Regions from separate parts of the Homo sapiens genome. Here regions 2 and 3 are each linked to region 1. The links are chromatin contacts, found by Hi-C or POLR2A ChIA-PET in ENCODE. All regions are on one chromosome and are shown on one strand. Each heading gives the region's core, a stretch centred on a gene start or an enhancer-like site at or near the end of the contact. The rest is flanking DNA. Distances are from core to core; before and after follow the strand shown. Region 1 holds the start of FOXQ1 (forkhead box Q1). Region 2 holds the start of FOXCUT (FOXC1 upstream transcript). Region 3 overlaps GMDS (GDP-mannose 4,6-dehydratase).

Region 1 (3,702 bases), core at 418-2,917:
CGAACGCCTTTTATCCCTGGCCAAATCCAAGCCTCTTTACCTCGCTATATATATATAGATATACATATTTGTCTCATCCCACTTCCCTCTCCAGGTCTAGTGAACCATCAACTCCAAGGCTAGAGCTGAGCAGACCCCTCCAGAAAGGCTCATCTCCCAAAAAGCAGCCATTCCCCACCTGGCTCCCGAGGCGCATACTTAATAAAGTCAGTCTAATCTCCGAACGCGATCCTTCCCCAAATACAAAAATAACAGAGCTGTGGCTGGGGCTGTCATGTTGCCCGCCCCATTGTGAATGGCTTCAAAACTCCCTGAATAAAGATAAGAGAGGATTGTGTACGTTTTCAACACAAATGGTGGAAAGTAATAAAATAAACATCAAAGGTGAGCTCCCACCTACTAGCGGCTCCGTCGCTTTTTGTGCAACAAAGGCAGGAAAAAGGAGGAAACTCGGCGTGGCAGGGCAGCGGGCTGGAAGTGCACCTTCCCGGGGCCGAGGCGCCCGCTCCCTGGACTAATGACGCCGCGTGGGGATCACGCCCCGGGCGCCCTGGGGTGAGGAACGGTCCCCCCTTTCGAGATTGTCCGACACTGGTGCCAGTGAGGTCACAGCAAAAGTCCCAAAGGAATATTGGAAAGAAATGGCCGTGAACCGGTTTGTTCTTGCCCCCGCCCCCGGGAACACGCCCTCTCCGTCGTTCCTGTTGACTGTCAGATCCCGGGAACCAAGCGGCGGAGCTCGGCGGCATCTGAGGCTTCCGCAGGGACACAAGTGCAGGCACAGCCCAGCACCCTGCGCCAGACACAGCCGCCCCAGGGGAAGAGGAGGACGCTGCTGTCCTCCCGCAGGAGTCACCAGCCAGGTAAAGAAAAAGGTAAAGTAAGACAAAGAAAAGTGAAAGTCGGAGCCCATTTAGTGAGCAAGAGTAAAGGTCATCCAAAAAGGCGCATACAATTTCAAGCCCAGGAGTGCATTCATTAAAACAAGAGGAAAAGACAAGATGGTCCTTGAAAGGAGCTCATAGGAAGGGGCACAGCACAAGGCTCCCGAAAGAGGTCACTGCAAGTGTCCTGCGCAATTTCTGTTCAGCACCTCTGCAGTGACGACAGGGGTTTGCTTTCGTAAGCAGCATCGTTTTCACTACTACAGAAGCACATACGCCGCGTGCAGCTTAGGCCCGAGCAAAGTCCCTGCTCCCCTAGACCCAGTCCCTTCAGGTGTCCCCCTAGGGGAACTGTGGCGTGTCCCCCCAACCAGGCGCACTCGCCTAAACTGCGTCCCCGAACTCCAGGGCGCAGGGAGCCCTCGCGGGCTGCCCGGGGCTGGGGCCCACACCTGAACGGAGGAGCCGGCTGGCGGAGCGGCCCCGCGCGCGCACACACGCACACTCACAGACACGCGCAAACCCACAGCGGCGCGCGCGCTCCCCATTGGCGGGAGGAGGAAGGCGGGGCCGGCCGACCCAAAACAAACAACCTGCGCCAGCGACTTTGCCGCCGCGCTGCAGTGTGGCCTCCGCCTGGTGCGCGCCCGTTGGGGAGCTGGGGAACTGGGGAGCCGCCACCACCTCGGCCACCTCGTTCCCCCACCCCTTGCCGTCCGCGCTCAGGCCCCGCCCCCGCGGAGCCGCCGCAGGGTTATATTGGGCCGGCCCGAAGGTGGAGGCGAGACGCAGCCGCGGCAGGCCAGCGGGGAGATGCTGCCCCGGAGGCTGGGAGCGGGAAGGCGGCTGCGGGCGCAGCGGCCTCGGGGACTCGCCTCCGCGGGTGCTCAAGGCTGAAGGCGCCGGACCTTCCCCCACGGTGGCACGCACATCATCCGGCACCATTTCCGTGCCCCGAAGACGCCCGCGCGGGACCTGGGACCGCCAGTGAAGAACCCCTCCTGGGCTCTTTAACGAGCAGCAGATGCGCATGCTGCTTCTCTCCGGCAGGAAAGCCTTCTAAGCCCGGCGTGCTCGGGCACCCGAGGGTGGAACCGCGGCCCCTGCACACACTCACCCCAAAGTCTCAACGTCGAACCGAAGGCGACACCCACCCAACTCCTCCCTCTCCGCCCCATAGTCCACCCAACACTTGCAGCCCCTCCAGAGAAAAAGCCCAGCGGAAGAGGACTCCGGAAAAGTGACTATCTCGGAAGACCAGGGTAGAGCTCCCGGGAGAAAAAGGCGAAGATCCCCGGCCCCGGATCGCCATCCCCTTCCCTGGCACCAGCTTCTCTAGGCTGCGCGAAGGAAGAGGGTACGACGCCGGGGAGGGACTGGGTGCGCGGGCATGAAGTTGGAGGTGTTCGTCCCTCGCGCGGCCCACGGGGACAAGCAGGGCAGTGACCTGGAGGGCGCGGGCGGCAGCGACGCGCCGTCCCCGCTGTCGGCGGCGGGAGACGACTCCCTGGGCTCAGATGGGGACTGCGCGGCCAACAGCCCGGCCGCGGGCGGCGGCGCCAGAGATACGCAGGGCGACGGCGAACAGAGTGCGGGAGGCGGGCCGGGCGCGGAGGAGGCGATCCCGGCAGCAGCTGCTGCAGCGGTGGTGGCGGAGGGCGCGGAGGCCGGGGCGGCGGGGCCAGGCGCGGGCGGCGCGGGGAGCGGCGAGGGTGCACGCAGCAAGCCATATACGCGGCGGCCCAAGCCCCCCTACTCGTACATCGCGCTCATCGCCATGGCCATCCGCGACTCGGCGGGCGGGCGCTTGACGCTGGCGGAGATCAACGAGTACCTCATGGGCAAGTTCCCCTTTTTCCGCGGCAGCTACACGGGCTGGCGCAACTCCGTGCGCCACAACCTTTCGCTCAACGACTGCTTCGTCAAGGTGCTGCGCGACCCCTCGCGGCCCTGGGGCAAGGACAACTACTGGATGCTCAACCCCAACAGCGAGTACACCTTCGCCGACGGGGTCTTCCGCCGCCGCCGCAAGCGCCTCAGCCACCGCGCGCCGGTCCCCGCGCCCGGGCTGCGGCCCGAGGAGGCCCCGGGCCTCCCCGCCGCCCCGCCGCCCGCGCCCGCCGCCCCGGCCTCGCCCCGCATGCGCTCGCCCGCCCGCCAGGAGGAGCGCGCCAGCCCCGCGGGCAAGTTCTCCAGCTCCTTCGCCATCGACAGCATCCTGCGCAAGCCCTTCCGCAGCCGCCGCCTCAGGGACACGGCCCCCGGGACGACGCTTCAGTGGGGCGCCGCGCCCTGCCCGCCGCTGCCCGCGTTCCCCGCGCTCCTCCCCGCGGCGCCCTGCAGGGCCCTGCTGCCGCTCTGCGCGTACGGCGCGGGCGAGCCGGCGCGGCTGGGCGCGCGCGAGGCCGAGGTGCCACCGACCGCGCCGCCCCTCCTGCTTGCACCTCTCCCGGCGGCGGCCCCCGCCAAGCCACTCCGAGGCCCGGCGGCCGGCGGCGCGCACCTGTACTGCCCCCTGCGGCTGCCCGCAGCCCTGCAGGCGGCCTCAGTCCGCCGCCCTGGCCCGCACCTGCCGTACCCGGTGGAGACGCTCCTAGCCTGAGTAGCGCCGCGGGGCCCGGGAACGCCGAGTGCGCGCCGTCGGGGAGGCGGGAACGCGGGCCCGCGCGCGGACTTTGCACTTTGAATCCAGAGGAAGATGAATTTTTAAAATCTCCATCAAACGTGCCTTAAAGCTAAAGCATTTTGACAGGAGTATTTAAACTTAGTCCAGGATATTTTCCTTTGTGTTTTATAACTTTACAGAGGACCAAAGCAA
Region 2 (3,670 bases), core at 801-3,300, 290 kb after region 1:
TTTGTGGGGGGAGGTGCTGCTCCATCTAGTGAGTGGGGAGATTTTCTAATTCCCACTGGGGTCCTTGTGACCCCAAGCCAAAGCGGACCTTTAGTAAATGTAAATTCTGCATTTCTCTGCTGCCTTCATTTATAGTCAACCCGGTCGGACTAAAAAGAACTACCAGGGCGACCATAACTAAACACTACAGAGCAAGTGCCTCCTTTCCTCGCAGACATTTATTTCTGTGGAAATTCGCCTGTTTGCCATAGTTTGTCTTTTCTTATTTCTTCACTTCCAAACTAAACAGCCCTAATCCGAGCGCATACCTCTCTGTGTGCCAACGTTTCGCCTGTGTCTGTGTCTGCTGCGTATGTAAATACGGGCGAGCCTCTCTGTGGGCAAAGCCATAGGTGTGCATGGTCCTTGTTCCCATAGGCGACATCGGGGTGTGTGATTGCACGTGGGGGTGTGAGGCCTCGCCAGCACCGCCACTCACTGGTCCTGTTCTCGAAACCGGTTCTTTGGAGGCTCAGTTTTTGGTAATTAAGACTAAGGAGTGTTTAAAAAACAGAAGTACATTTTCCTGGAAACCAGCAGTCTTTATTTGCAACTTTTATTGGCAAACCTGGCTGCCAGTAAATACATTCCTTGGCATCTCCCACAATGTAATTCACTGGATGGAGCGGCCTTGCTTTTTCTGTAACGTGTACGTCAATTAAAAGGGCCGCCTGGAAGGAATGCGTAGCGGTGGCTGAAAGCCCCAGTCTCGGGTCACCTCCCTCCACTCCAGGAACAAAAGCGTCCGTGGTCTGTGCCTGGAAGTCTGAGAGGGTCTCCCCGATGGGGCTGTTCCCGCCCGGACCCTGAGGGATGAGAGTTGCAGCCTAGAAAACCAGGTGCCAGGCCCTGCGGGGTCCCACGCGGGCGGCGCGGTCTTCCCCAGGCCTCCTTCTCTGGAGACCCGGTTCCCAGGGGACGCTGTGCGGGGACAGGCGGAGCCGGCCCTTGGAGCCCGGCGCGGGCAGAGGCGCCGCGGAGACAACGCCTCCGACGGCAGGGGGCGCTCGTAGCACGCGCAGTGCGCGGTGCGGGCGCCCAGGACGGCTGCCTGGCCCCGGGTTCCCGAGGCGCGGGACCTGCCGGGGTGAGGTGCCCCCAGCCTGAGAGCCCCAGCCTGGGTCGGCCAAGGGGCCTCCGGGCTTCCACATCGTCCCTTTTTCTGCTGACGCTCGCGGGGAAGCGGCGGGAAGCCTGTGAGGGGCGGCCTGGGAGCAGACGGACCACCAGGTCACCGGCGCGCGCTGCCAGGCGCCGACCCACTCGCGAGGACCAGCGGTTCCCGGAGGCGTCGGCCCTCAGGTCCTCGGGGGAGGCCGGCTGCACCGAGCCGGGTGTCGGCCTTGTCCCTGTCCTGAGAGGTGCAAACACCGGCCCCGGCCCAGGCCCCCGGGGCTCCTGCCCAGAAGGCTCAGAGCTGGGGGCCGACCGCGCCTTACCCGCAGGAGGCCCGGCGGTGCGTCCGCGTTGGTGCCACTCCCCGGCCGGGGTGAGGGACGTCGGAAGGAAGGTCCCAGGGCGCAGGGTTCCGCGAAGGGAGCACTCGGAAGGAAGGCTGGCTGCGGCCCCGGCGCCTGGGTCCGCTGCGGCGCCGGGCCGGAGACCTGGGAACAGCCAGCCACCTGCAAGGTTGCAGCCCACCTCACCCCGCCGGCGGCTCCGGGGCTGTCTGTGGGTCTGTCTCACGGGGCAAAGCCTTTCTTCCCACACCCACAGCCAAGGCGCGTCCGTGCAGGGGCACACGCCTTCTGCTCCAGCCCCAGGAAGGCGCTTTCGCCCTGCAGTCCTCCGACGGCCGGCTCCCGCCGCACCGCGCACCCTGGCTCCGGCAGACTCTGGGGCCTGGGGACTCGCCCACCCTGCGCGGCGCGCCCCCCACATGAGCCGAGGTTGGGAGGCTGCGGGGCCTCTGTCCTCCCAGGCCGTGGAGTGCGGCGGCCGCTCTGAGTCCGCTGGGGACCTGGATGGAGAGAAACTGGGGCTCGTTCGCGCACACATGCACCATTTGTTCTTTCCGATCATCTATCCCTTTACGAATTTTATTTTTATTCCGGATTGTTAATGCAAGACGACAGTTTGAATCTCCATTTACCTCTGCCTGAACACAAGAAGCCCTGAGTCTTTTGAAGCCGGGCACCAAAGTTAAAGATTCACTTCCCGCATTCCCCATGGCCCCCTCTTGCAGCTTAGCTCGGCTCTGAGCCCCCGAAACGCCCTTCGAGGCGGGGGCTTTCCTGCCAAGGGGCGATAGGTGGGCCATCCCGAGGCGGGAACGATCAGGTAGGTGTTGGCTGGCTTTCTCCTGGGTGAGTAGTTAGGGGAACCGCCCCTCCAGGGGACTTAGATGACATTAAATTATCCCATCACACAAACTTCCCGTGGAGGTCTGCCCCCAGGAGGGCAACTATCGGATTAATCCAACCATGTAGACAGGCAATATGGATCACTTTGTCTTTAAAACAATCGAAAACCAAACGCTCTTTTCGTTTATTGTAGAAATTTTTCTACTAAGGACGGGGCTGAATTGGAGGGACTGTGCTGACAAATCCTCTACTTGAAAATCCCCCAGCTAAGGAGTATCTGCCCAAGGTCGCGGCCACCCAGATGTTCGGTCCCCACTCCTTCCTCCGCTGAAAAGTCGCACCGATGACTAACGTTGCCTGCCGGCCTGGTGGTTTGAAAACGAATGCCGGGCATTGATGCAAGGATATCCTCCCCTACCCCTGGGATTCTGGTCTAAGCAAAGGAGGCCGAATGGAGAACTAAGACAATTATCTAAGTAATCTAAAAAGCTCAAAGACATCCCCAAGCGGACCTTGCTCCAGTGGTCTGTGATGGCAGCCTAGTGGACAGTTTTCTAGTGGCCCTCTGGGGTTAATTGCCTTAATCTTCCACTCTGTCTGCCCCAGCAAAGGGAAAGATGCTAAAGCAGCTGTGGACTTGCAGCCTCCCTCCTGTGTGTGCAGAGCCCCCAGGAATCACTGCCCCAGTGCAGCAGGAGAAGCGCCTTCCCTCATGCCCTAAGCCTGCCTTTTCTGTTGTCCCCCAGCTCCTGGGCCAGGTGGAGCCCCCCCTGAAGCTGGTTTCTACCTGCCCTCGCCTCCCCACTGCAGCCCACAGTTCGGCTTTCAGGGCTGAACCCAGAGCCCAGAGGATGGAGAAGCCAGAAAGCGGGGAGGTAAGGGAGAGGGCGTCTAGGCACACCACAGAGGTGATTGGGCTGTGACGGGGACAATCCGCACAACACGAGCTAAGCTCACACCCCTAGGGAGTGATTTTTCCGGACTGCCCCCATCCCAATCTCCACCTCCTCTGCTTTACTTGAAAAAGAAAAAGAAAAAAGAGAGCTCCTTCTGGCTCCTGGTGACCCATATTTAGGACACCATCCCATCCCCCAGCACACACATTCCTACAGTGTCACCTGGTCCCCAATCCGAGCATTTCCTGGAGTGCTCGCCACATTCCCCTTCCTGGTGCTTTTCTATGGTGGGGCCAGGGGAGGCCTTGTTTTGAACATCGCTGTGACGTCACTCCCCCTCCTCCGAGCTAAGCACCCCTCGGTGGGCCCTGGGAATTGTTGCCCGGCCTGCTGGGGAGGGGCGGAGTGTGGGCCCAGGGAGGGTTCCACCAA
Region 3 (3,627 bases), core at 145-2,644, 310 kb after region 1:
CAGCCAGGGTGTGAATTCCTCCCTTCTGCAGGAACTAGGTTTCCAGAGTGACTTGTCACCAGGAGGGGGAAAGAAATGTCCCAGGCAAAGACTAAGGAGGAGGCTCGCCGGAGCACCCCCGCCCCCCTTAGCCTTGCAGGAGTCCTCCCACCAAGGGCTTTCTCAAAACAGGGCAAGGCCTGACCACAGCGATCTCATTCCAAGGCCTGGATTGTGGGGTTGTTTGGGGACCCCTATAGCCGTGTTCATAACTTGGGAGAAAACATCCACACTGACCCTGTGAATGCTAGTTCACAGAAAGACCATTTTTAATATGAAAAGAGAAAAACAATTTGAAGGCCCCACAATTTGTTGTGTAACAACATAATTTCAAGTAAAGTGAATGTGATTAAAACATCTTGATTTCACAAAGCCATTCAGAGGAGGCTTCGACAAACGCAAAGCGACCCAAACCCTGGAGGGTCACATCCCGGCTGCTACAAACCTCGGCGGGGCGGCCCCGCTCTTGCGGCCGGGACAGCGCAGCGGCAGCAGGGGCCGCAGGGGACCCGCAGATTGGCACGCCGCTCCCCATCCCCGCAGCGCGTCTGCACCGGAGACTCTGCGGGGATTGTAGCCGGAGGGCGGGCCGGGCTCCGAGGCGCTGCTCAGGCATTGGGGTTTGTCCTCATGAGCTCCACGTCGGCGTGCACCATCTCCCTCACCAGCTCCTGCAACACAGGGGTGGGCGTGAGGGAGGAGCTTCTGCCACTCTCTCCTGGTGACACCCCACCCCGGGTGTCGGCCCCAGAGAGGCCTCCGCGTCCCTCGTTCCAGCTCCCCTCACTTCTCCCGCACCCCGCCTTCCGGGCTTTGGGCATCGCAGGCGCCTCAGGCGCCCGACCCTGAGAGCTGCCGCCCTGCAGCCCGGGGCCCCGCAGCGGGCGGCGTGCGCCCTAAGAGATACTCACATCGAAAGCGACCCGGGGCTTCCAGTTCAGCTTCTGTTTCGCTTTGGTGCAGTCGCCCTGCAGAAAGTCCTAGGGAAGAAGAGGGGGAGACGAAGCAGGCGTGGGTCGTGGGGGTGGGGGCAGCAGGTCCCGAGCCCCGGGAACTCCCACCGTTCCGCTCCCTCTGGGCGCACAAGGCTCCGGGTTTCCCTGCTTTCGGTCCCTGCTGTGCGCGTTCAGTTGCGGCTCTCGGCGCCGTAAATCACTAGGTCGCGGTTAAGAATGTGCTGTGCGGACCCGTGAGGACCGTGACCGCGATCCACCCCCAGCTACCTCCACACCTCTTCTCCCCAAGGCGTCCCTTGGGCTCTTAATGCTTTTTTTTTTTTTTTTTTTTTTTTTTTATAACATGAAGTTGTCAGGGACGCTCCTATGAGAACTGTTTGGAATTGCTGCACTTCTCTGGCTAGGAGGGAAGTGAGTAAATCACCAGGCGCCCCTCCCAGCTGCCCGTGTCCCTGCGCCGCTCAGCTCCTGCCGCAGGGCTGGCCGCGCCAAGCGCGCGTCCTACCCAAAGCCACCAGCCCCGCGGGGAAGGGACTCGGGCTGTGGGGCGCGAGGCCCCAGGACTCGGGGACCCCTCTACCTCGGCGGCAGCGTGCGACCCTCTTTCTAACGCGGCCGTGGATGTTTCTTCCCGGGCCGCAGCCAAGCGCGGTTCTTCCTGGGCGGTGGCTTTGGGCTTTTCGTACCCACAGTCAAGTCAGTTCACGTCGCCTCCCGCACACACGCGTTCATAAAACGAAACTGGAGTTTCACGAAGCAATTCTTAGGCTTAGCGTCCAGGAACGCTGTAGACGGTCTATTCTATTCTACCCCTATTCTACTCGGTTCGATTCTGTTCCTAAGAAAATGCCGATCTCGACCCACTTGTACTTCCACGAGCGGAGCTGCAGCCAGCAGCTCTGCAGGACCCCGCACTGCCCGCCACCGTCCCCTCTGGCAGTGCCTTCCTCCTCCCGCTTTCCCCAACTGCTCCACTCGAGGAAACAAGGGCATTTCATCTCCATCGACTTAAGAGGCTTCCCTGGAAGGAAGGCTGGCTAAAAGAAAACCAGCGGAGAAGAACTTAATCCTGCTCTCAGCCCCTACTCACCAATGTCTTTCTTACAGCTCTGTGAAGACTGACTGACATGAAGGTTGAGATGAGAATTTCAAGATGAATTACAAAATAGGAAAGAAGGAAGAAAGGAGGAAAGGAGAAAGGGAGGAAAGAAAGGAGGGAAGAAAGAAAAAAGACTTTGAGATACATAATTGCTAGAAGTGAGATAAATATTTAGCTTTTGCATACACAAATGTACTCGTCAAATAACACATCAGATGTGATTCCTCGAAATAAACCGAACGCAAAGGCCGTACGAAAATAGCCGATCTTTAAAGGTGAGAAATACTCGATCATTCTATTTCAGCTACATACAAATTAAAGAACAGCCTAAAAGGAGTTTCATCGTGTGAAAGTAACAGCCAGTCAAGCTGCCACTGAAAGCCTTTCCTGCTTATTTTCTTCAGACTTCCCTGAAACTTGGCAGGTGGGGAATTTGTTCTAGATTCATGATGGTCGAGAGGGCAGGGGTGGGACCTGCTTTGCCCTGGGTTTGGAGCTCACCTTCTCTGCTGAGCCTTCTAGAGCAGAGGCTGTCTGGATCCTGCTGAATGTCTGCACCGTGGGCTTGCAATGGGGCTGCAGCAGTACACGCAGCGACTCTCGCTGTCGTTCTCATCATCCATCACTACTTTTTCAAACGCTTTGCATTTCGCAATACACTGAAGTACCAGTTTCCTCCCCAGAGTGTTAATAGTACTAAAACAAGTTATTTCTGCTGGCCCTAAAAGTCCATATACAGATTCTTCAGGAAAAGTAGAATACAAAAAGTAGTAATTAGCAATTTAACATAGCGCTACAAGGAAATAGCAATATAAGCAGAAAAACGAAGTAATTTATTTTTCTTTCCCCTCCCTAAATAAACTTGTATATATTTCTACAGGCTTCTATTTTGCTATAAGCGTCACACAAAGATACTCATTCTTTTTCCCCAGAGGAAGCTGTGCAATGTGGAGTCATGCAGCCCATCCCTCCCCTCTCTCAATCCTATAGCGGCTAGACGGTGTGGAGAAACATGGTTATTGTTTAATCACATCACACTGGCTGTAAATCAACCAGCACGACATAGGATGCATTTCATGGCTGTGAACTCATAGTCAGCAAAACCCTAAAACCCAGTTTGGCTTCAAATAATCTTGGTAGGCTTGGGAAATGGAGCTTTGTATTGTAATTATGTTTCCTGTAGTTTTCTACAAGTAGCTCACAATATAAAAACAACCAGGGAACTACAATTAAGGAAAAAGAAAAATGTTTTTCAAAGGCTTAGAAACAGACCTTGCTACCATACACTGTAAAAGTATTTCATTGAAACCAGAGACGCACCCAGTTAAACTTCTCAATTTAGTTTTGAGCCTAGCTCCAATACTGCAGTCTAGCTGCTTCCTTTAACCTTCTGCCAAGGCTCTGTCTCCCTGAAATTTAATTAGACCAAGAGACCTTGGGAAGAAAAAGGATGAGGTCCCCTCAGAACAAAACATTGGCTCTCTATGCCAGCTGTTCCTAGGCTGACATCTGGACTGGGCAGTAAGCTTATGT

What was found. Hi-C counts contacts between places; a loop is a spot of excess contacts on that map. ChIA-PET counts read pairs that join two places held with the same protein, here RNA polymerase II (POLR2A). Pooled maps may share reads with other maps.
Region 2: a loop to region 1 is called in a pooled map, with 7 times the contacts of the local background. The contact joins the promoter of FOXCUT here to the promoter of FOXQ1 in region 1. A Hi-C loop is called at or near these places in 1 of 168 maps with a recorded cell type or tissue (naive thymus-derived CD4-positive, alpha-beta T cell), 3 of 37 single-sample maps with no recorded cell type and 10 of 50 pooled maps. POLR2A ChIA-PET finds 5 or more read pairs at or near these places in 1 of 52 experiments (PC-3).
Region 3: a pooled map shows a loop between it and region 1 (7-fold over the local background). The contact joins the enhancer-like site here to the promoter of FOXQ1 in region 1. A Hi-C loop is called at or near these places in 1 of 168 maps with a recorded cell type or tissue (naive thymus-derived CD4-positive, alpha-beta T cell), 1 of 37 single-sample maps with no recorded cell type and 7 of 50 pooled maps. POLR2A ChIA-PET finds 5 or more read pairs at or near these places in 1 of 52 experiments (PC-3).

The regions. Positions count from the first base shown.
Region 1 is chr6:1,310,431-1,314,132 of GRCh38, forward strand. FOXQ1 (forkhead box Q1) reads left to right here and starts at 1,668. Exons shown (of 1, transcript NM_033260.4): 1 at 1,668-3,702. The coding sequence starts at 2,275. The coding sequence ends at 3,486. RefSeq lists an enhancer at 2,122-2,838.
Region 2 is chr6:1,603,481-1,607,150 of GRCh38, forward strand. It overlaps FOXCUT (FOXC1 upstream transcript), which reads left to right and starts at 2,051. Exons shown (of 2, transcript NR_125804.1): 1 at 2,051-2,319; 2 at 2,536-3,670. RefSeq lists silencers at 770-1,189, 1,240-1,309 and enhancers at 2,611-3,111, 3,112-3,612.
Region 3 is chr6:1,623,522-1,627,148 of GRCh38, forward strand. It overlaps GMDS (GDP-mannose 4,6-dehydratase), which reads right to left. Exons shown (of 11, transcript NM_001500.4): 10 at 951-1,019; 11 at 285-710. The coding sequence ends at 648. Among named protein-coding and RNA genes, the nearest start is that of FOXC1, 15 kb to the left of the region's middle. RefSeq lists an enhancer at 967-1,076. Within about 2 kb of position 1,395, at least 7 of the 41 ENCODE cell types and tissues checked have a DNase peak (open chromatin) inside an H3K27ac peak, as active enhancers do.